Regions from separate parts of the Homo sapiens genome. Here regions 1 and 3 are each linked to region 2. The links are chromatin loops, found by intact Hi-C in ENCODE. Cell type or tissue: dorsolateral prefrontal cortex. All regions are shown on one strand.

Region 1 (8,000 bases), 150 kb after region 2:
AGATTAAGCAGTCCCTAGTAAGAGCAGTTCCTTTCTCCCCGTCTTATAGAAGAAGAGAAAGGGTCCTCAGCTTGTAAGAAGAGACAACCGAAATTAGACTCCAGTGATACAGGCATGAGCAGGAAAAACAACTCAAGTATGCACCTAAATGGGAGGAGCTCCTAAACAAAGAACTGTTATATGAAAAAGACCTGCAGAGCACGTGTGTAATCTCTAGTAGGCTAGTTGCTTTGGTTAATAGCAAACCTGGCACACACTAGGGTCAACTGTATCTTACCTTCTAAATGTATTTATTTATCACCCAAGACATTCTCTTAATTATCCTTTGGACCTCCATCATGTTTCATGTAGCAAAGTATGTACAGCAACATACATGAACACCCATGCACAAGCCCTTCCCTCCCTTAGGTAACAGGGAGGATGGGTTTCAGCATAGTTACCTCTCAAACACTGGCAAAGAGGGTATGGGAACTCGGGATACCATAAGGTGCTAAGGAATGCAAACACTCCATGAATATCCATCGTTATTTGTCATCTATGCTGGGATTCTTTTTTACTTTTTATTGTGTGTGGTATTTTTTTTTAATCATTGATATAGCCAGGCTGATCTACTGTGGGGAAATGTATATTCCTGAGTTTAATCAGAGGCTGACTTCAGAGTATTCCTAGAGTATTTATTTTCTTTCTTTTAAAATATGTTTTTCCTCATTTTCAAAGGCACCTCATCTCACCTCCAAAGCTTCCCCATTAGTTTCGTTTTGAGGTAAAGGCGTGCTGTCCCCTGCTGAAAGGCAAACATGTTACTCAATCCATTAGCACCTTAGCTCAAAATAAATAGTGCTAAAAATGAGTGTTGCTCAGAGGCCGTTTTTGAAATATTGAGCCAAAAAGTGACTAATTTGGAATTTTCTCTTCAGTACCAGAATAGTGGAGCAGATATCATGAAGGTAGGGCTGGGTGGGGGAATGCCAGCTCACATCCCATCAGAAACCTGAGAGAGATGGTTGGCCTGACTATCCCGGAGAAAACACATAGACACTGGAGGAGACCCACGCTGATTTTCTGGGTGGAAGCTTTTATTAGCAAAAAGAAGAAAAAAAGCTTATTTTCTGTTGCTGGAGTTGGAGATGTACAATAATCCTGACCTTAAGGAACTCAGAAGAAACCTAGCGATTAAACAGTATGTTATGGGCGACATGCTACACTCTAATTATGTATAAACTGTTATGGGATTGCAGATGAGAGAAATTAATTCTCCCTTGCGGAGTTAGGGCTCACTTCACAGAAGAATTGACATTTGCACTAGAACTTGAAAAGTGAGTGGGACTTTGCCAAGCAGTTAAATGGGAAATATCACTCCAGGCAGCCAGAATAACTTAAGGCTCAGGGGTGGTGTGAAATTTTATGCCATGTTCCTAGAATGATAGTAAACCTGTGTTGAGAGAGCACTGACTGCAGGGAAGAAGAACCAAAGCGGACCTGAAAGCAGGAGGAAGAGCTGGTGGGTTCAGTTGCATCTGGGCTGAGGTAGTCAAGGTGCTCTCACTCCAAGATGACGTATTGAGCACCTGCTATGAATGATTCCTTGTCTGGGCACTCAGGATACAGAGTGAGCAGACGTCATGTTCTCCGACACAGAATAAATAAATGGAGAATTTCAGATAGAGATGAGTACTATCAAAAGATGAAATCTGTTACCATCATAGTGATTCTCTGTGCAATGGGAATCGGAGGCTCCTTTCCATTGGGTTGTCAAGTAATGCCACTCTGAGGATATGGGGTTTGAGTGACAGCTTTTCACTTGTCACCTGGGCCTGTGGGTCTGGTGCGCTCAGTCAAAGGAAGTTAAGACTGAAGTTATAATTGCCAGTGAGGAGACTAATTGACAGCATGTGGCTTCTGATAGCGTGCACCAGGAAAAACTCAGCATCACCTCTGTTGTATTCCTGCCAAAAAATAAGTATTCTGAGCAATCATAAGGAAACATTAGACTAATGCAAACTGAGAGAGATTCTAAAAAATAAATGGCCTATACTCTTCAGTGGGTGAAATCCGAATAAGTTCTGTTGATTATGTAATGCAATAGTATCACTACTTTTTGAATTTTGATAATTGTACATTGCATATAAAAATAATGTCTATATTTGAAAATGTACACTGAATTATTAGAAGTAAATGAACTGTCTGCAACTGTAATATATATAGTTCAGAAAAAATTATGTAAGCAGATGTGCATATGTATATGAGAGAGAAAAATAAAGTAGGAGACAGAGAGGCTAGAGTGACAGGGCAATTGCTGTAACGTGCTAACGTTTGAGTAACCTGGGTAAAGAGTATCCAAGAATTCTGTAGCATTCTTGCCAGTTTTTGAAGAGTCTGAAATATGTCAAAAATACAAAAGAAAAACAGAAGATTGAAATTACAGTTGTGGGACATACTGATAGGAGCTGAAGAATGGGAGTTGAACAGAAAATTAGGGAAAACATGAGTGGGGAAAGAAGAAAGATAAGGACACATTCAGAGAGGGAGGGAGTTGGACAGAGGAGGAAAAGAGAGACCTAAAGAGAGAATGGAAGAGAATGTGACCTGGGTGCACAAGAGCTTCTCTAGAGCTCGGCCTTCATCATCCTAAGACTAATTTTTAATTTGTACAAGGGAATCTAAAAGACCTCTCCGTCAGGCCGGGCGCGGTGGCTCAGGCCTGTAATCCCAGCACTTTGGGAGGCCGAGGCAGGCGGATCACGAGGTCAGGAGATCGAGACCATCCTGGCTAACACGGTGAAACTCCGTCTCTACTAAAAATACAAAAAAATTAGCTGGGCGTGGTGGCTGGCCCCTGTCGTCCCAGCTACCTGGGAGGCTGAGGCAGGAGAATGGCGTGAACCCGGGAGGCTGAGTTTGCAGTGAGCCGAGATCATGCCATTTCTTCCTGGGTCCTCCTGGAGAGAGTGAGGTTGCTCATGCAGCACCAGCTGGATCCAAGCTCCCTGAGCTCCAGGAAGGTGGAATGAACAGCCACTCAACGAGCCACCCTGCCTTGGAGAGGCCCCACTAGGCCAGGGCTTGCTGTCCTGGTGTTTCCCAGAAGCCAGAAGCCCCTTCCCGCTCTCCACATCACGGGTCCCGGTGCCTTCTCTCCCACTCTTGCCCGCAGAGGTGCCTGGTTCCGTATTCCACACAGAAGCTGCTCCTGCCTCCTACTGTTGTCAATGTGTGAAGAATGCCAGATGCGGGGTGTGCAGTTTCAATGGCCCTGGCTGCAATCCAGGGTCTCAGAGCTGGGAATGTGTCTTGCCAACCCACTCAGAAATTGTTCGGATGAAATCAAGGGAGGCCAGAATGTGATAACCATGGCCAGCGGTGGCCTCACAGACCATTGGGTAAAAGTTTATCGTGTCTTGGAGGAGGGAGTCACATCAATATCGAGTTGGTCGGCTCGACTCTCGAGGGCCGTGCGGATGCTCCACACTCCTTTGTCTCTCAGTGCATCATTTCACAGTGTAAGTTGAAGACAGCAAGTTCTGGCAACAGCTTGAAGTTCCATCTGGCTAATGGAGAACTCGCTCTCCTGGTGCATATTGGTACCTAACCCCGGTCTTCTTTAGGATGACAGCTGGGGCATGATGCTGTGCTCAGCCTGCTGAGCAGTGTGCAATCTGATTCATCCTCTCCCGACCTGAGAAAGCTGAATTCCCTATTGAGAGCGACTGTGAAATGCCCCATTGTGAAGGCAGCTACATCCACCAACAATGAATGGCCGCCAATTTGGGGCTATTTAAATTAGGAGTCAAAGGTCTTCTGGATCTTTCCCATCAAAGATTAAATCCCTCGTTCCAGGAAAAGAGAAAGTGAAACTCCTATTATCAGGAAGCTATAGGAGGAACCATAAACCAGTGACACCGATGATCTTTTCCAATTAGGCTTATGTAACTTATAGTGGAAAACACTTAGCTGATGGCTTAAATAGTTTTGTTTTCCCTCGATTATATGCAGAATCAATCCATTGGTGCTGATTCAACTAATTCTGATTGCTTTGGCTGGGTCAGTTTATTATTCCTCTGGATTAGGAACTTCCAGTTTCCTAATGCTTATAAAATCCAATCTAATTTTTTTCAGTCTGGAGTCCTAGGCCACCTCTCGACAGATGCCTTCCCTTCTTATGGAATCTCATTTTAACACTGCTCAAACCCAGCCACTACTATAATTTATCTTCCTGCTAATTTTGATTTATTTATTTATTTTGTGTTTTCCAAGCCTCCCCAGATATGTGGTCCTGTTTTTCATTCTAATGGCTGTTTAGTCAGCAAATTGAAAATTGTCACCCAGTTGAAAATAGACAGATCCACATTCAAATGCTGCTACTGCTTCCTGCTAGCTAAATAATGATAGAAAATTTATTTAAACCTGTCTGACCCCCAGTTTTATTTCCTCTAAAAATGGGATATTCATCTCACAAGATATACTGCATTGTTATATAAAATACTCAATTAACTCACAGATGCAAATTGTCTAGCATGAGACAAGGCATGTAGGGAGAGCACAAGAAAGTTTGCTCAGTCTCTCCCCTCCGCACAAATCCCTCTGCTTCCCCTGCCTGTACAGTAGAGGCCTTTTCCCCTCTCTACATATAAAATGCATTTATCCGTGTCAAACAATCCAGCCACTCAACTCTGTCTTGTGTTTTATTTTCTCCAGTCGCTTCATGGAAATTCACTTTACAGGCCATTTGGGCAGAACAATCACTTGTTCTTTCGTATTCTGTTCCAATACAGAATATTTATCTAATAAATACAAACCAGCTTCCCATATTCAGGGTCTGAAGTAGTGTCTCTATGAGGCTGTGAAGTAAATGATTTATTTGTCTTACAAATAGAAAAGGGCATGATACTCTCAATTTCTGATAAATATGTAAATGAGCCAATTGACAGTAGCTAATCAAGTGTTCCCCACACAGCAGGCCTCCAGGAAATGCTCCTGACTGACTGACAGGCAGAGATCACACAATTCCTGGATCTCAACCCCAGTGACAAAGAGAAATAATTCCCAAGTTGCAATAGTCTCCCATGTCTTGATTTTAATTTTTTAATTATCCACCATCAGCAGTGCACAGGCTCTCAATGGGAAGCCATGCCACTGTTTCTACTCCCTGTGCCAACCAGCAACACCTGATGGCACTGGGCACAGATTTTTGTTCTGAAAATGTGGATTCAGAGCACTAATCATTAATTTAGCCTTTTAAATTTCTTTGTATTTGTCCCTGTATTCTTGTATATATTTAAGGTATACAACATGATGTTTCAATTACAAATACATAAAAAGTGATTTCTACAATTAAGTAAATTAACATATCTGTCACCTCATGAAGACACTGTGTGTGCGTGTGAGTGTGTGTGTGTGCATGCACACAGTGAAAACACCCAACATCTACTCCCTTGGCAAATTTTCAGTATCCAATAGAGTATTATGACCCATAGACCCCATGCTGTGTGTAGATCTCCAGGCTTATTCATCCTGCACAGCTGCAAGTTTGTCCTCTCTGATCTCCATATCCCCATTTCCTCCCCTCCTCACCCTGGTAACCACTGCTCTACTCTCTGTTCCTATTTATTCCATTTTTTTTTTTTTGGATTGCACACAAAAGTAACATCATTCAGTGTTTTTCTTTCCGTGTCTGGCTTATTTTGCTTACCATAATGTCTGCCAGGTTTATCTATGTTGTCTCAACTGGTACAGCCTCCATCTTTGTAAGGCTGAATAGTATTTCGCTGTACATATATACTGCCATCTCTTTATCCACTAACCTATTGATGAACACTCAGGTTGTTCCCATGATTATTATCGATAATGCTGCAATAGTTATCTATATTAATTGAAGCTCATAGTTTTATCTTTCCTTCTTTGACATTTTTTCATAAAGGACATCCTCTTAGAACTATATTCTTTCATCCAATTGAGTCAGCATAGATATTAGATATGCACCTGCATCTCGACAATTCTATCCAATTATGCAATTCTATTATGTGAATACTTATTCATGAGATTTCAGTCATTCAGCATTTACTAAGCACTTGGTGTGTACAGGAATCATACTAAATGCACAGGATACAGGTTACTTTAATATAAATTTATTAGATATTTCCCAATGTAGCTATTAGGAAAGACAGATATGAAAAGCAATAATGCAACAGCAGGTGATGCTGGAGAGATGGACAGGACCCAGTGAGGACTGGTCCTTTTAGTAGTATCATTTTAGTTTCTTTTTAAGAGATTTCAAAGAACTATGAATCATTCTCAATTATATTCATAGATGTGAAAATATTTTGTGAACTAAGTAACAGTAAGTGTACTTTTATCCAAAACATTTATTGAGTATAATTTATCTACAATGAAATTTACAATTTTTTATTTGCACTGTTTGATGAGTTTTGACAAAGGTAAACACCTTTTCTTTGTTATCATTCAGTTCTTACCTATGAAATCTTTGCCTACCCTATAAGGATTTTCTTTTATGTTTTTTTTCTGGAAACTTCATCATTGAAGTTGTCATATTTATATTCATGAGCTATTTGGAATTGAGGTAAGGGTAGATAGTATTTTTTCCACCTGTTCCAGGAACATGTGTTGACAAAATTATCTTTTCCCTCATTAAATCACTTTGGCAGTTCCTCAGAAACTCTAATTTTAATATGAAATACAAAAATACAGACTTTTAAAATGTTTCCACTTAAACATAATAAATTCAGTAATGTTTTGAGTCACTTTTAATTTTATTATTCACAATTACATTTGTTGGAAATGTAGTTTACAAGTGTGAGACATTAATCACTCTTCAGCCTTTGATATATTTTTATTCAGTTATTCTTTGCCATAATTTACAGGTTGGGAGCTAATAGAATAGGACACTCTTTTCTTAGCTTGCTCAACAGGTTCACAAGTTTCTCAGTTGGATCCCCCCAGAGAAACGCCTGATGAAAGGACTTGGAGGCAGGTAGCGGTTTCCAAGTGATCTCAGGAAGCACAGGTAAAAGACAGAGCCAACTGTGTGCCTTGGGAAAAAGAGAGAGAGCCAATTGCATGCCTCAGTGGGTGGCCGTGGGGCTCGATCCCTCAGAGAAGCTCGGTGGAACACATCCTGAATTGTCTTACTGAGCCCCAGTGTCCACACTCCTAGCTGCTGGTGCATGAGAGTGCTCGTGCGTTCTGCTGCCCAGGTAGCTGCAACGGTGCCCAAGAAAGCCTCAGGCAGAGGAGCTGAGCTCATGGGTATCTGAGGTAGGAAGTGTCCACGTGCTAGAATTGCGATGATGCTGAAGTGGCCCAGGACCCATAGAGGATGCCACAGCAGCGTGTACACCGTATGCCTCAGGGCAGGATGTGAGAGCTGTGTCATCCAAGCACAGTTGATGTGTGTGTTGGGGGAATGGGGTCTGGTAGCATGGGGCGGGAGACAGAGAAGGGTCCTACATCCAATTTGGGCCAGGTCCTGTCTGTTCCCCTTGTCCTCAGTGATTGGCCCAGCTGGAAGGAATGGACTCATCCCCTCCTTCTATCCCCAGCAGGCCAGCGTAGGCAGCAGAGAAGTTTCTCCTATCTCCCAGGGAATGAGCCTGTGAGAAAAACACCAGAATCTTGTCTAGGAGTGAACACTGGGCCTGGCATCACAAACGCATGAGAATACTGGTAAATACAGAAAATGTACATAAAATAAGCAGGGTTAGAAACCTGCAAAGATGAGAGCAAGAAGTAGGAATGGGTGAAAACAACTCACGTGCGTTTTATGAGATAGCTTCCCCACTGAGCTCCTCAAGTCTCTGCAAATCTATCATTAGAGTTTTATTTTTTATTTATTTATTATTTTATTTATTTATTTTGAGATGGAGCCTCGCTCTGCTGCCCAGGCTGGAGTGCAGTGGTGCGATCTCAGCTCACAGCAAGCTCTGCCTCCCGGGTTCACACCATTCTCCTGCCTCAGCCTCCCAGGTAGCTGGGACTACAGGCGC
Region 2 (8,000 bases):
CTACTTTTTGTGGAAGGAGTGTCAGAGAACTGATGAGCATGTGTTAAAATCACCACAAATACTCCCTGATCTCAGACAGGTGGACCCACCCTGGACTTCCATGGTCCTTCTCGCTTCTACTAGAATGTTCTTCCTGTCTGTCTTCATTCCTAGACTGTTAGCTGCATGAGACTGTATCAACTTTGCTCAATATCATATCAGTAGGTAGCACTGTACCTAAATGTTTATTGCATAAATAAATATTTTCTTGCACCCAATTGTTTACTAGATTTTCTTTGCCTATGGTTGCCTGAAGACAGGAATTGTGTCTTATCAAGCTCCATATCCCCAGCACAGCCATGGTGGTGTCCAGCACAAAGCAGGAGCAGCAGTTATTTGTGAAATAAATTAATACATGCATAGATGGATGGCTGGATTTGTTAGCTAAGAATATATGTATATTTGTGTGTGTAGGTGGAAGACTTTTTATCAGATAACCCCAGCAAGGACAGAAATTTAATTTTCTTACTTCTCTACATTCAGGGCTAGGAAAGCACTTACAATGGAATAAGTAGTCAGTATGTTCATTCAATTTACTAATTAAATGAATAAATAAATGAATTTGTAGTTTGCTCTTTCCTACAGAACTAAATTGAGACATATTAGTTGTCAAATGACTGCAGCTTATATTATATTTAACGGATTCTATTGTAATTTGATATTTTTTTCAATGACCAAGTTGTTTAGTATTAATTCTGACCTAGTAATCATACTAATGTAGTGATTCTCAAGTGGCATTGATTTTGCCACCCGAGAGATGTTGAGCAACGGCTGGGGAGATTTCCGGTTGGCTCAACTAAGAGGATGTTACTGGCATCTAGTGGGTAGAAGCCAGGGATGCTGCTGAAATCGTACAATGCCCAGGTCAGTCCCCCTACAAAGAAGAATGACCCACTCACATATTTCAATATGTGCAAAGGTTAAGAAACACTGGATGAAAATTCAGGGAAACAAAGACGACTAAGACATTGCTTTTGTCACTAAGAGACTCACAAGAGAAATAGATAGGTAAATAAATATAACAGGGTGACTTAAATGTAATAATCTAAATGTGTAGAACAAATAGAGATGGAATAGGGTGGGAGTCATGAACTCACCTGGACTTCACATAAAAATTCTATAGAAAGGGGAACAGCTTGTGCAAAATCATATAAAAAAACGTAGACTGAAAAATATACATTTAATAATGCCGAGAACTAGTAGGAACTGATTAGAAGGAAATGGAGATCCCCTTTACCAGGGAATGAACACCTAAGATGGACATTAAGGCATCTTTTGATATCTGTAAAGGATGTTCAGCACCGCAGCCATCTTATTAAACATTTCAATGTAAATTTTTGATTAAATGAATGACAGATAGATTCATAGGGAAAAGGAGGCTTTACTTTATTTTAATATTAAAATAGAAAACCTCTAAGGCTGGCTGTGGATCCTGACTTTTCTTGGGAGGTGAGGACCCTTCTGTCATCTACATGTTCTCTTCCCCTCATCAATTTATTGCCTCTCAGCTTTAAATCCACCCTTCTCGCCCTGCTGTGAAATCTTGCAGCTGGGCCCTGTAAACATTTCCTCTCTGTCAGCTGGTAGAATGTTAGGCTTTCTCAGTAGAGATCAGTGGTATCATCCTGAAAGGGGCTGATGGAAGAGAGACATTTTCCTTCTAGGTTTCCGTCCTCAGTTGTTGTTGTTGCTACTATTATTACTATTCAGTGTGGGGTATATGTGATGTACATATCAATACGTATTTTGAAGACTCATACTTTAAAACTTTTTGTAATGTCCATGCACCAATAAAAAGTTGGGGCCAGGCACTATGGCTCACAGTTGTAATCCTAACACTTTGGGAGGTCAAAGTGGGAGAATCTCTTGAGCCCTGGAGTTTGAGACCAGCCTGGGTAATATAAGATCTTTTCTCTACAAAAGAAAAATTTAAAAGTTAGCCAGCTATGATGGTGTCTGTAATCCCAGCTACTTGGGAGGTTGAGGTGGGAAGATTGAGCTGGGAAGTTGAGGCTGCAGTGGGACATGGTTGCACCACACACTCCAGCTCAGCTAACAGAGTGAGACCCTGTCTCCAAAAAAAAAAAAAAAAAAAAAAGTTGTAGGTGAGAGATTGAAGACAAAAAGACCAATCTCTATTGCCCTCCTATAAAGTCTCTTTTCAGTTTCTACTTTCTGTTTGCATTCGCCTTTATTTTATTTAATTTTATTTTTAGTTCCACAGGTTTTTGGGAAACAGGTGGTGTTTGGTTACATGAGTAAGTTCTTCAGTGGTGATTTGTGAGATTTTGGTGCACCCACCACCTGAGCAGTATACATTTGAATCCCCCTTTAGCTTGGGCAATTGACATGATGAATTACTTTGAGTTAGACTTCCTGGTTCCTGGATTTAACACTAACCACATCTATAGCTTTGGGCAAAGTATGTACATTTTATGCATTGGAATCACCTTGTTTTATAATTGAGAGTATTTTAAATTGTTATTAAAAGGGAATACACTTTACATAGTGCCCTGAAACATGTAGATGATATAGAAAAAAATGTTTTAGAGAGTACTCTGGCATACAGTAAGTGTTCAATAAATTTTTTTTTCCCTAAGCCAAAAATCTGTCTTCTAACACAGAGATGTGGCCTTATCTTTGAAAGCATTAGCAGGACCCTGTTACATGAAGACTATGACTCCTACACAAATATAGTAAGTACTGCATATCCAGTACTGGCCAACTAGTAAGTTAGTAAGATAGTTGTGGTAGAATTAGGACCATTGAATAGAGTAATAATAACAGTTAACATTTATTGTGCAAAACCATAGATGAAGCAATGTTCCAGCTGGTTTTGCATAAATTAGCTCATTTAATTCTTAACAGCGACGCATCAGCTCATGTAACAGCAAATGTTCTCCCATCTTGTAATCGGGGATACTGAGGTGTCTACTCTGTAGAAAATTTGTCCGGGTCACAGAGCTAAGAAGGGGCAGTGAGGATTAGAAGCCTGTGAGTCTTCAGTGGTTCTAATGGCTGTATTATACTTCCTCTAAAAACCACAGGTATATGTGTTTTGGCTTAAAAATATATATTAGAATGGTGATGCTGGGAAGGACTTTGGCAATCAACCAACCTAACTGCTTGAAAGCCGGGGAGCTACTCACGTCCAGGCACCAAGTAACTTGCACAAATCTTTAAAGTTAATTTCGTGTTATTTCTGGAACTGGAACCCAGGTCTCCAGGTCTCCTTAGTCTCAGTTCTATGCTCTTATGTGTCTCTTGCATTCTTCCAACGACATGATTAATATTCCAATGTGCATTATTAATTTCCTACATGGTTACTTTTTTTTGTATCCATGTCTCCCCAGTCAACTATATCCTTTCCATATGAAGTCTTAAAGTCATATAAATTAAATGAGAACAATGTGTTATACAGGAATAAGGGAATAGTTGCTAGATTTTTTTTTTTTAAAATGATTTCAATCGATAGGTATTTACGGAAAAACACTAGACTCTTTATAAATATCTTTATGCTTAAATATATTTTAATTGGCAGCACTAATAAAAGAGAAGGACTTCAACAGAAGCCTTGGGATTAATAATTACTTTGCTAAAAATGATGAATTCTTGGCTGGCATGTTTACAGGGGTTGGGCTGTGAGTCCCTGAACGGCTGGAACCCTGGCAGAGAGGAGCCCGGAGTGTGGGAAGAGGGGCATCACAGAGAGATGCATCCTACAGAGACTGGAGGACTCCGAGCTTGGGGAAGAGACAGTTAAACCTTCCCCGTGAGAGCGAGTTATATCACGCAGCGCCAGTGCCAGGTCAGCAGTCTGGCTGGAGCTGGACCGGCTGGTGGCGCCAGGCAGTGCCAAGCACCCCTGGCAGCCCTGCAGAGGGTTCTCAAATCCAGATTTCATTCTGCAGTCCCGGCAGTGTTTTGACGACTGCCTCACTAAAGGAAGCTAAAAGCTGTGCTGATGCCTCCCAGACGAGCCTCGTTGGAAGCACAGAACCTTCACGGCTCGGAGCCGCTGACACCGTGACAAAGGGAGCCCTGCTCAGGTGAGACAAGGCTCGGGGGTTCAGATGCTGGTCGTCTGGTACAGGTCTCTGCCGTGTGCATGAGAACAAGTCCGTCTGCCAGGCTGGACGCTGCTATCAGACAGATTGATTTGCCGAGTGTCTTTCAGCATTTCCCTAATTCCTTTTTGAAAAGCAAGAGCTAGGCTGATCATGCACCTGGGTCATAAAGCCCACTCTAAAATCAGGGAGATGGCTTTAGAGAGGATCCAGCCAAGGAGAAAACTAGGTCTGACTCTCGGATGTGTCAGCAACTGCCCCGAGTCTGCTCAGTAGGTCCCCAGAGGTGATTCCTCTCCATAGTCTGTGAACTCATCATGGAATGCTGGCAATGGACTATTCCACGGGGTCTGGAGTGCTGAGTTCTAGTTCAGAACCTGTCCTAGCGGCACCAGGAAGCCCTGTGGTGTTGGGCAAATCACATAACCTCTTGGTGTTTCTGTTCTTTATTGAAAAAGATGGTTATGTATTTGCCATGACAGGTTCAAACTCCTTAGGGGTAAAATTGTGCCCTATTTACCTTTGTTTGCTGAGTCCTTGGCACAAGGCCTGGTGTTTGACACACCTAAAAATTACCCATGGACTCTGTGCTTTGGGACAGAAAAGGTGATGACAAGATGCAGGTGTAAACTTGGAAAGGCCATGAGATCTAGGTTATAGTCTCAGTGAAGTCAGCTACCCATTCAGAGCCCTGTAAAATGAATACAGCCATGTTTTGTGTTGTGTGATGACATCAGTGCAGATGTGAGCCAGACTTAGGCTCATGGTGGGCACTTCAGCAGGTGCTAGCCCTGGTGGGCTTAGCTTTGTGTATGTCAGACCCCAGTGACAGGTCTAAGGGTTGGAGAGGAGACCGGGAGTGATGTCAGGCTCTGGGATGAGGGCGTATTTGGAACAGTATGGCTGAAGCCCTGTCATGATGACCAAATTGTTCTGATGACTCTGAGCCATTCCCCAGTTGGAGTCAATCTCCAGGATGACTGATCCACTGGGCAGAGTCTGGTGTTAAGAGACAACACGGTGCTCGCAGTCAGGCAGATGTTCTTGTTTCAATACCAAACAGATACATCCAGAAGGCAAATAGAATGGTCTTAGCTTCCTGATTAAATCTCACTTGCCTCCCCCACTGCCTTGGGGGCCCTGTTCGAGCTTCCTCCTTTGCCTGACCGTGTTAATATTGGAGGACGTGATCTCCATTCTCTTGCTGCTATATTCCCTTCTGGCCTTATTGTGGGAGATGCCCTGCTTCATTGCTTCCGTGACAACTATTGCTTGTATTTTTCTGCTTGCTTCCCGATATTTCTCATCTTCATGCCTCTGCTTAAGCTGGGCACCCTCTCCAGTGACCTGAATGACTTGTATTCATTGTTTAAGGCTACGCTGCGCTCCCACTTCCTCCAAAACGCCTCCCCCTGATCTTTTAGGTGTTTCTCTCCTTGTCCTGAAAAACACCCAGCATTGTATCTATTACATAAGATTGTACTGCTATTATCTACACCCTGCCCCATTCATCTGTGCTCCTTGAAGGAAGGGACTGTGGTTTCACATCCTGATATATCCAGAGTCTAGTGCAATGCCTGGCTCACAGGATGGAGAACCTTGTCCAACTGTGGGGAGGAAGAAAGAATATCCAATTTCTGGGAAGATGACAATTTCTGGGGGCTTCCAAGAGTTTCATGGTCCTCAAGAAGACTGTGGCTCTGGTTGACAACAACAACCAGGAAACCAAAGTAGAAACCCAGAGCCCAGACACCAGCACTGGGGGTCTCAGGGAGGCTACAGCTCAAGGGCTGGGGGACATGGGTGCTCTGGGCTCACTGTAGGGAGAGAGATTCCCACAGTTGAAGGCACCCAGCTCCTCCAGGGCACCAGCCTTGGTTTGAGCTATGCTGGATGGGGCGGAGGCTGAACCTTGGTCTCACAATGGAATTAAGATTGAATGGTGGGGTGGACAGTGAGGTCAAACACTCAGTGAGGATCAGTTGCATTGTTAGACTATTTATTCCAGCATTGATTTGCTCCCAGATGACAATATGTTGTTTTAGGATTTGGGTAATTTGCACAAAGAGGTTTTTAAGGCCCTGACTTCGTCCTGGTGTAGACAGTGAGGAGATCTTCCTGGTGGAGCCTGGGTGCATGCATGCAGTGTTTCTAATTAGTCATGCAGCAGGACGAGGAGGACCACAGCCTCCATGGTTCTTCCTGTTGGATGTGACCATCCTTTGAGCAGAGATTGCTACAAAGGCAAAGCTGGAACAGCATGGATGCCTAACTGCGCCCATGAGGCAGAGTCTTTGAGTTGTGACCGACACATCTCACACTAGTTTAGGCAAGAGAGGAAATGTATCGGGTCAGGTGACCAGGAAGATTAAACACAACTTTGACCCAGCTGGACCCATGGGCTGAATAAAGTCAACAAATATAAGTATTGTTTTTTGTTCATTTTTTCTCTACTTCTCAAGTTTGCTTTTTTTCTGAATTTTCTTTCATACAAGCAAACACTCTCCATGGATTGTCAGAGAGAACTCTGACAGTTCTCATTAGTAACTCCAATGATAAAAGAGGACCCCTTTCCCTAGAGTTCTCGCAAAATCCTCAGATCCTTTGTTGGGCCTTGTTCGGCTCACAAACACATCCCAAATACAGCCCTGGGGTCTGGGGATGCAGTGTTCTGAGAGGCCCAGCGTGGGTCAGTCCCTTCCCTGGCCCTGCCCCTGCCCCATCCCCATATGAGAAGTGCATGCAATAAAGCTACAACTCAAGCTGGCAGGGCAAGAGGGGAGCTTAGAAATTATCTGGTTGACTTCCCTCATTTTAGGTTTATTAATTTGGAAAAGGAGTAATGCCATGAATATTTTATGTACTTACTGGTTACAATTTAGAGAATTAAAATGAAAATAAAAACCACGCATAATCCTCTAACGTTTAGATGTACTTCTGATCATTTGATATTTTCCCCAAATACTTTAAAAGTTATCTACATCATTTGAAATATATTAATATTTTGGAGCTCCGAATTTACCTTAACCATTTTTCCTTGTCATTCACTTTTCAAAATTATTTAATGACCTTCCTTAGCACGAATATATTCATTTATCAAAATTCATTCAGCCATTCCCCTAGTATCAATACCTTCTTTTTAGGGGTGAAGAAATTGAGGTCTAGAGAAGGTAAGTGATCTTCCAAGATTGGCAGCAGAGCTAAGACAATCTTGTTTATACCTTATTTATCAAAGTTAAATTACCTACCTAAGGTCCTTATCTCTCTCTATATATAGATAGATGTCTGGAAGACATGGAAAAGTGATTCCATTCTTTTTTCTTTTTGGTGGCTTTAAAAATTGGCAGATAGGCCAGGCATGGTGGTTCATACCTGTAATCCCAGCACCTTGGGTGGCCGAGGAGGGCGGGTCACCTGTGGTCAGGAGTTCGAGACCAGCCTGGTCAACACAGTGAAACTCCGTCTCTACTAAAAATACATAAATTAACCTGGCATGGTGGCAGGCACCTGTAATCCCAGCTACTTGGGAGGCTGAGGCAGGAGAATCGCTTGAACCTGAGAGGCGGAGGTTGTGGTGAGAGGCGGAGGTTGTGGTGAGAGGTGGAGGTTGTGGTGAGAGGTGGAGGTTGTGGTGAGAGGCGGAGGTTGTGGTGAGAGGCGGAGGTTGTGGTGAGAGGTGGAGGTTGTGGTGAGAGGTGGAGGTTGTGAGCCATTGCACTCTAGCGTGGGCAACAAGAGCAAGGCTCCATCTCAAAAAAAAAAATTTGTCAGATAAGAAAGAGAGACGTATTTGATCTGAGTAAAACGCTCCTCCCAAAATGAGGCCACCTGAAGCCCTGATGAGAAGTTATCCTCAGAGGAGGAGCCAGTGTAGCAGGTAGAAGTTGGGTTAGT
Region 3 (8,000 bases), 48 kb after region 2:
TCTCACACCCCCACTGGCCTCCTGCACTCATGGATGCCACATTCTTCAACATTTGTACTTCTGTTAACAGAGTTAAAGTAGAGCAAACATAGGCTCTTTTACCAAGAGCGTATGGACTAAATACAGATGCAATGCTAATAACCACATGGGAAAAACAAGATCCTGAGACACTGTTATGTTTTTCTCCCTCTTTTGTGGCCAAGAGTGTGTGCTCTCTTGCCTTTGTAGATTTTGCTCACGTTTTTGGGTGATAGGACCAAAAGCAGTAGTGTCTAGGCCACTAGGAGACAAGGCAAACCATTATCTGTGAAAGCCTGGGTTTTCTGAGAGGAAGCATGCTGGACACTGCCAGTAGAGGGAGAAGTCATGGTGTGAAGTTTTCCATGATGAGAGATAAGGACAGCTAGGGCATGGGGATGCAGAGGATGTTCTTGTTGTTGATGGTGTTGTGGAGGTTGTACCCCAAGTCTCTGGGATAAGACAGCCCCATGCACATAGAGGTCATGAAAAATGTGAGGACCCTGGACACTGAGTGTCACGGCTTTGGGGACAGTGATGACATGTCCCTGTGTCCAAACAGCTCAGTCAGCTTATCTAAAAGGGATGGAGAGTACTTCTGTGGGAACAGTTGGAGCTGAAGAACAGAGAACATTTCCTTTGATGTTTGGACTCTACGGAATCTTTGGGAATTGTGTTCAAGTCCAGGAGGAATGGCTGAAAACATGATTGAGATAAATTTGCAGCCAGGAGGTTGAAGACAAATTAGGATCTGATTTTATTCAACTGGGAGTAACCATGGCCAAGCATAATTCTTCTGGTGGATTCTGAAGTTATTTGGAATTTGCCCATAAGATGAATTTTCCTGAAGAAGGAAGGATGTGGAGGCTGATACTGAGGCCCCATTTCCACATGTGAACTTCTAAGAAACCACAGCTTTCATCCAGAGTGGAGATGAATGGCACTGGGGTCCACGTTGCCAGAATGCCTGGGGACAAGGAATGAGGACTTGTCACCCAAGGCACGAGATCCATAGTGGCTACGGGAATGAAGCCACTGCCTTTGTGGAAATGACTAATTCACCCAAATCCAAGGTGTTTTCCACAACTGAGAGGCCTGGGCTGAGGATAGAGATTTGAGCCTTAACTGAGACATCCTACTGGGAAGTTGCATCAGTGGTCAGTATCTGAGGCCACAGAAAATGTCACATGATGGTGTGTCACAGGGCTCCACATTTAGGACATTTGTGTACTCAAAGAGAATCTTTGACGACCATGACTCAGAGAAATTTTTAATGACTTAAAACAGGTTTTGGATCATGTTGATGATGACAGATGGTGCAAGCCACCTACCTAAATCCCTCTGGGGAGGGGTGGTATTTCTGCATTGTTCTCAGAGCAGAAATGTGACATGGATGTGGAGGCTCTGGACAGTGAGATGTGAAGCTGGAGGCATGGCTTGGCCTCCCTAGAATGGGTGTGGCCAGGGCAAAGCTGGGACATCCTCAACCCAAAGGTTTGCATAACTGGATTTGAACTCCTTATAGATATTCCTAAACAGTGGTGATACGGAAGGGAGAGGAGGAGGAAAAAAGGATGGCTCTTCATCAAGAGCAAAAGCAAGAGATTCAGATAGGAGATTTCACTTGGCTTTTCTAGTCTTGGGTGGGGACCCATTATGGAAGTGAAGAGCTCTGGAATCTTCCAGAGAAACAAGCATGGGTATCCTTTAACAGGTCCCAGATAGCCAGTTACCGCAGAACAATGTCCTGTTACCAGAAGCTTATTGCAGACCTTGTAACCTGAATCATTGTGTTGGCCCAGGGCACACCCAGGAGGGTGGCTTGGGAAGGAGATTCCAGGCTGAGGTAAATACCGACATCTGATTTCCTGACATTGAGTAGGAAAGCATTTCAGAGACAAGCTCCAAGAGCTTTGGAAAGGGGAACATTCACCCACTTCCCACAATTTATAAGGGGGCTGGCAGTGGTTGTTTTGGGGAGGATAATAATGGGAAAAGAGAACGGGGTATGTTATGGCACACAGAACCAAAAATGAAGATTCCTAAGTAGTAATCTATTAGTGAGGGAATTCTTGGGCAATTTCAAAAAACTCAAAACGTGTTACAGAGAGGAGCCCCTTGGACTTTGTAGGAGACTCGTTTGTCTATCTGGCCCCAAGGCCCAGAAGTAGCTGACAAAGAGACCCAGTTGTCCCCTGGATGCCAAACTTGGGGAGAGAATGGTCCTGGGTGGCAGCCCCTCCCCATCCAGCCTCAGTCAGAGCTCTCCAGCAAGTCAGCCTGCAGGTAGCTATGGAGTTGCAGTGTAGTCCTGTTATTAATGGCTTTCTGCTTTGGCTGGATTTCAGACATAAAGAAGAGAAGAAGGAAAGGTCTGGGTGATCTGCCTCTTCTGATAACACTAAAGTTGCACACATCACCTCAGCTCATATTTGATGGGCTGGGACTTAGTCACTAAGCCACACCCATCTGCAAAAGTGCTGGAAAGCGTTGCACTCTCTGATGACCACATGCCCAGCTAAATATTGAGGTCATATATTCCTATATAATAAGACATAAGCAAAGTGCAGTCACTGAGAATCACTAGCAGTTTACACCACGAGTATCTTCACAGCCCAGAAAAGACACTGGGTTGAGTTAAAATGAAAACTGGAATAAATACAATGAGAAGATAGAAAGCCTGCTGAGAACACTGGGGTACTTGAGTGGAACTTTAAACAGTGTCTTTGCTAATGTGTATGGTAACTGTTCAGATTGTCTGTTTCTTTAAGCTAATTGTTTTCTGATTGTTGAAGCAATAATAACTCATATCTTGCTTGAGAAAAAATTAAAAAGTATGAAAAATCAAATATAATTATCACACTACCAAGAGGTATTACTGCTTCCGTGTTGATATGTATTCTTCTTGTATTTTCTACAGATACGCACCCACACAGACACTTTCATGTTTATAATAGAATTCGAATGTATATATTTATATCTTATAACTGGATTTCTTTCATTGAAATAATTTGATCAGGTATCTTTTCTCTTGGATGCGTCCTAACAGTTCTTTCTTTCTCTGATAGAGCCAGATCAAGGAAAGAGACAGGAAAGCAGATGATTTTACCTGCCTTCCCTAAGTGCACTCGGGAAGAGAAGGATCATCTCAAAAAGGGTTAAGGAATGAGATCATGGAAATCACTTACACACGCGGTCGCGGCTTGGACTTGGCTAGTGAGGCCGGCCTGCCCACTCTGCTTCCATTCACTCAGACACAGCTTGGGCTTTTCCTCCAAGTGCTGGTAGCAGTCATTTATGAGGGAGGAAAGGAGCAGAATAAACACACTTCTCAGCTCCCAGGCACTCTGTGTGTGTAGACAGAGGCTCGGGTGGATGAGAAACCTCAGCACACCCATGATCTTTGTCAAGGCTGGAGACTTGCAGTGCACACTCCAGGCCTGTGGAAATGGTTCCACCTGGGTCCCTCTATTGCTCCTCAGCTGCCACATTAGGGCACCTCGCCCAAGTCCACGTGTGGGATGTGCCTGCCTGTGGCCCACCTAACGTATGCAGTCTGTCTGGAGTGCCAGGCACAGGCTCCTCACGTGGGCTTCAGCTGGAATTGAAAACTGCATTTCTCAAGGTCAGCTTTTCCTTGCCCCACAGGCTAGCTTTAGTAACTAGCAATGTGTGTGCACGTGTGTGCGTGTGTCTATGTGCGCACACGTGTGTGTGTGTTAAGTGAGTGGGAGAAAGGAAGGGGAGGGGAGACCCAGCTATATAAGCACGTTATTTATTCCCAAGTCTGTCCTAGTTAGGAAAATATTCCCTAGGATCTCAGTATGAATTAACATTCTTTAAACACACACACACACACACACACACACACACACACACACACACACACACGCCTCGTGCTCTCCTTCTCCTCCTCCTGACATGATGGACGGCAGGCGCAGCCCAGGGGCCCGCAGGTCACGCTGTGTCCACGAATCCCTCTGGGGGCTCTTCTTTCCCTGGGTCCTCCATGAAGGTCTGAAACAGCCCGGACCCTGCTCCCCATTTCTTCCCAGCTCAACCTGCACCTCCCCCGGCTTCAGGCGCTGAAGGAGGCAGGGTTCTTCTTTGTTAAGGATCCAGAGGGCAGGCACCGAGGGTGCTGGAAGGGCTGAAGGGGGTGGAGGGAGAAGCCACCCTGCCACACAGGCTCCCGTCGGCCCCAGCAAGAGCCTCCCCAGCTGCCGGCAGCATCCTGTGATCCCCGGAGAGATTTTTCATGAGGGCTGTATATTTGGAGAGAGAGAGGAAAAGGCAGCTAGCCCAGGGAGGAAGCAACCCCACACGAATAGCGGCTGCATCATAAATATTTCTAGATAGCAAATAGCCCATTAAAAGCCCACATTGTAATGCCTTGGAGGGGGGCTGCCTTTCCCTGCAATACCCCGGGACCGTCGGTAAAGCAGGCTTTGTCATCGTCTGCGTTTTCGCCGCGGCGCTGTCCTGTCTCAGCTCCTCCTGACTCAGCTGAAGGGGGCTGGTGAATAATGCATCACCTAGGGAGAGGCGCTGGGGCTGCGGGGCACAGCTGAGCGTGTGCAGAGGGAGCCCCTCAGGCTTTCTCTCTGTCTGCCTCCATCTTACCGTATCCAGAGACCACACTAAAATGGTGGCTGACGTGGAGACAGAGGAAGCTCCTTTCTAGTTATGGCCACAAGGCAGGATGCTGAGGTGTTGTCTAGGTAAGAAGCAAATCTTAACCTTGGGTCTCCTTTCTGCACATGCAATCCTGTATGGTGATGTCTCTGACGTTCAGGGAGCTAAGTCACAATGCTTTTATGTTTTCAGTGTATTTTATTTATTATTTTATTTTACCTGCACAGCTTCACCCCTAAAGAGTGTCAGGAAATAACCCTTTCTGTCTGCTTTTCTTTTTATAAAAGAATCACATTGCCTTTGCCTCGTAGGCTCAGTTGGATCTCCAAGTGGCGGTACCGTTCTCTCCACTTCAAAAATACACAGAAACATGTGGAAATGTTCTGTCATCCAGAATGAAAAGCATGTGCACCAAATTTTCACAGACCTGATTCGAATGTAGATAAAAGTGCAAAATCCAGAGGAGGGAACACGCTATAGAAATCCTGTCTTCTATACTATAATTTAATCATCGTGTGCCACAGAATGTCTTTGCATAAATTACAACCACAATAATAGCATCACTTTCACAAAAGGTGGCCTCTAATCGATTTGACTCTCCAAGAGATGGCTGGGTTTTTCAAAGCAGAGAAATGATGACCTGCAGTCTTAAAGAGCTGTTGATTGCACCTGGGGCTCCCGTGGCCGGCGCCCATCGAGCAGCCCATCCTGGCTGTTCCCTTGTTCAGCTGATTTTCTTTTTTATCTTGACATTTGCTAACCGCTTGGTTTTTATTTTCCGGGAAGAGAGGATTATTGGCAACTGGCACCACCCCCATGTCTGGAGGAGGGACGTTTCTAGGATGACCCCCAGAGTGGAGAAATAGCCGAGGTAACCTTTTTGCTATAAATTTCTTCCCCTGCCTCCGTCTTCTGTTCCTTTCCTTCCCCCCATCCCTTGAACAAACATGATTTTTAAATTCCCCTCATCATTTTTAGTGCTTTGGAGTCTTCTCAGATGTGGACGAAAACAGTTCGTGAGCTGCGCTGAGCAGTTCCGGAGCCCTGGCTCCCTTTCCCCGGGGCCTAAGCCCCCAAGAAGAGAGTCTTTTTCAGGACCATGGGAGCAGGTTTTAAAAGGCTTTCTATTGAAGCGAGGCCGTCAGCCAGCCGTGCGTGTCCGCATTGTGGTGGTCCCAGAGCCTTATGGACAATCCTTTGAAAGAATAGGGTTGGGAAGATTCTCAGGACAGAAGCGGCTAATTTCCATCCTTGGAGCTTTATCTCACAAAGGATATTTGATAGAAAGAAAAAATGGAGTCTGTGGAAGCTTTGCTCCTATTTCCAAATGGGTTGACTCTGGATGCAAAGGAATATTTTCACATTTTTCCCAATAGAGGAAAGCTTTTAGTGCCAAAATCCTCAAAGGAGAATGAACATCACACATTACACATGTATGTATAAGGGTAGAATAATATGGTACAAAATCCAGTGAGTACAAGCACACAATGGGCATTCAGTACAGGTTAAATGAATATGCAAGAAAAATTCAAAGTTGTTGTTGCTGTTTATAAGGGTGGTGATTATTAATAGATGCAAATGTATACTCCCTTTTGTAATCACAGCAAGGTAAAAGTCTTATCTCTGATCATTACCATGAGGACACTTAAATATTTAGCCCTGGGGACAAAATGGTTTGTAGGCAGGACGTCCTGTGTGTTTATGCACACATAAAATGCCGCCCTGGCCCCAGGACTGCAAGGCCTCTGACTGCATCATTTACATTCAGGGGTGGTCCTGATCAACATGGCCCCATAGAATAATAGAGGGAATTTCAGATAGTACAGCGTTAGATAATAAGCGCTTTCCACTGACTCTGTTTACATGTGGAAATTAGAAGCGCTGAGTGAAAAAGAGTAGTGAAAATAAAGACAGGAAGTATATACACAACAAACAATTTTTCCTCTCTGCAAATCGGATTATTCCCTTGCGCACCCCCTGCAACCCCCATCTATGATGTCAAACTCAATGGACTGTTGAACTAATAGCCTGGGAGTCACCAGCGTGAGAGTGTGTATGTCCACGCTGTGCAACTTGAATTAGGCTGGCCACCACGGCTGTGTACAGCTACCCCAGGAAGAGCCCCTCCCCTCCTCAGCATTTCAGTGGAAAACGTGCTGACTGGGACCCAGCTACAGGAATCACATTTGGGCAGAGAGAATGGCTTATCCTTTTCATGAGGGGTCTTGACTCAAGAACACTTGCCAATTCTGCTTGACCGTTTCCCATTCTTTACGGTTTTTCCTATCACTCCTTAGACTAAGAAAGAAAAATCTGTAGGAATGATTCGGTGGGATTTCTCTTTTGTTCCTAAATAAACCTTATCCCTGGATGAGCTCGTTCACACTAGGGAAGTTACTACCACTGGCTTTGAAGCCAGGCAGATCTGGGTGTTCCTTCCCATGTCTTTATTTGCTTTGTGGGGGATCTTTTCCCAGCCTTTCTGCTTTCATCCTTCTTAGTGAGAGCTTCTTCAGCTGCAGAACAGGGGCAATAATGCCTACCTTGCTGGGTTGCAGCAGAGAATGCTGCTTATGCAGGAAAATAAAAAAACACATAGCACACAATGGGAGCTTAATACATAAGAATTATAAACAGTCTTTTGTGTATATATCAATGTATTTCATGTCCTTAATGTTTATTTAAAGCAAGTACATTCTTTTGAATTAAGCATAAAAAGGTCATAAAATGCCAGAGATGTGCTTATTTGAAATGTTTGCAATGCTTTGCAATTGTTTTAAAATAAGGAGATGATATAACAGGGTGTTACCTCCGCCACTAATTAGTTACGTAATCTTAGATTATGTCACTTCCCTGGGTCTCAGTTGTAAACAGTTGCTTAATAAATAATGTTTGTTTTGCTTTCATCAATAATCCAGAATTAGGCAGTGAAATATGGAAGCTACATTGGTAGGAGCTTCTGTGATGGTCAGGTCCTGGAGGAAAGTGTGAGTTGGAACCTCCACCTTCCTCCCTACCAACGCCCTCCAGAAACACTGCTCACTGGATGCAGGGGCGCTTCTCCTGTTTCTAGTTCACTTGGTCTAGAGGCCAGCCAGGTAGGAGTCATCCTGTTCTTGGAGGCAATGTGGCCCAGACCCAGGCTCTAGCAGCAGGTCTGACTGCAGCACTTTCTCCCTCGGGGTGGCTCCCAGTCCCAGTGTGGTGGGCCCACCCTTCCTTACCACCAGGCGCCTCTCCTGGAAGCTGCGAAAACCTTCCCCCCTTTCAGGCACTGGGAATCAGCATTCTTTGGCGTATGCCTGGATTTGCCCCAGAATTATCCTGCAAAGTCTCTCCCCTCCTGA

Evidence for each region. Peaks named below come from ENCODE experiments on the same cell type or tissue, not always from the same donor. Only the 100,000 strongest peaks of a DNase experiment are listed, where the experiment ranks them.
Region 1: it touches region 2 in a loop (7-fold over the local background); 6 of 110 quality-filtered maps call a loop at or near these places.
Region 3: it touches region 2 in a loop (4-fold over the local background); 5 of 110 quality-filtered maps call a loop at or near these places.

The regions. Positions count from the first base shown.
Region 1 is chr2:6,077,833-6,085,832 of GRCh38, forward strand. No RefSeq gene overlaps it. Among named protein-coding and RNA genes, the nearest start is that of MIR7158, 110 kb to the left of the region's middle. In dorsolateral prefrontal cortex, no CTCF peak of the experiment used is centred here; DNase peaks (open chromatin) are centred at 3,319 and 3,609; H3K4me3 peaks cover 1,185 bases; H3K27ac peaks cover 2,023 bases; H3K27me3 peaks cover 562 bases.
Region 2 is chr2:5,928,834-5,936,833 of GRCh38, forward strand. It overlaps SILC1 (sciatic injury induced lincRNA upregulator of SOX11), which reads left to right and starts at 3,854. Exons shown (of 2, transcript NR_026832.1): 1 at 3,854-4,088. In dorsolateral prefrontal cortex, a CTCF peak has its summit at 3,871 (motif pointing right); DNase peaks (open chromatin) are centred at 3,888 and 5,115; H3K4me3 peaks cover 4,245 bases; H3K27ac peaks cover 3,705 bases.
Region 3 is chr2:5,977,334-5,985,333 of GRCh38, forward strand. It overlaps SILC1 (sciatic injury induced lincRNA upregulator of SOX11), which reads left to right. Exons shown (of 2, transcript NR_026832.1): 2 at 1-2,885. It overlaps LOC400940 (a long non-coding RNA gene), which reads left to right and starts at 4,645. Exons shown (of 3, transcript NR_026833.1): 1 at 4,645-4,739; 2 at 4,965-5,524. RefSeq lists an enhancer at 3,406-4,152. In dorsolateral prefrontal cortex, no CTCF peak of the experiment used is centred here; DNase peaks (open chromatin) are centred at 3,264, 4,103 and 4,488; H3K4me3 peaks cover 3,045 bases; H3K27ac peaks cover 3,279 bases; H3K27me3 peaks cover 1,664 bases.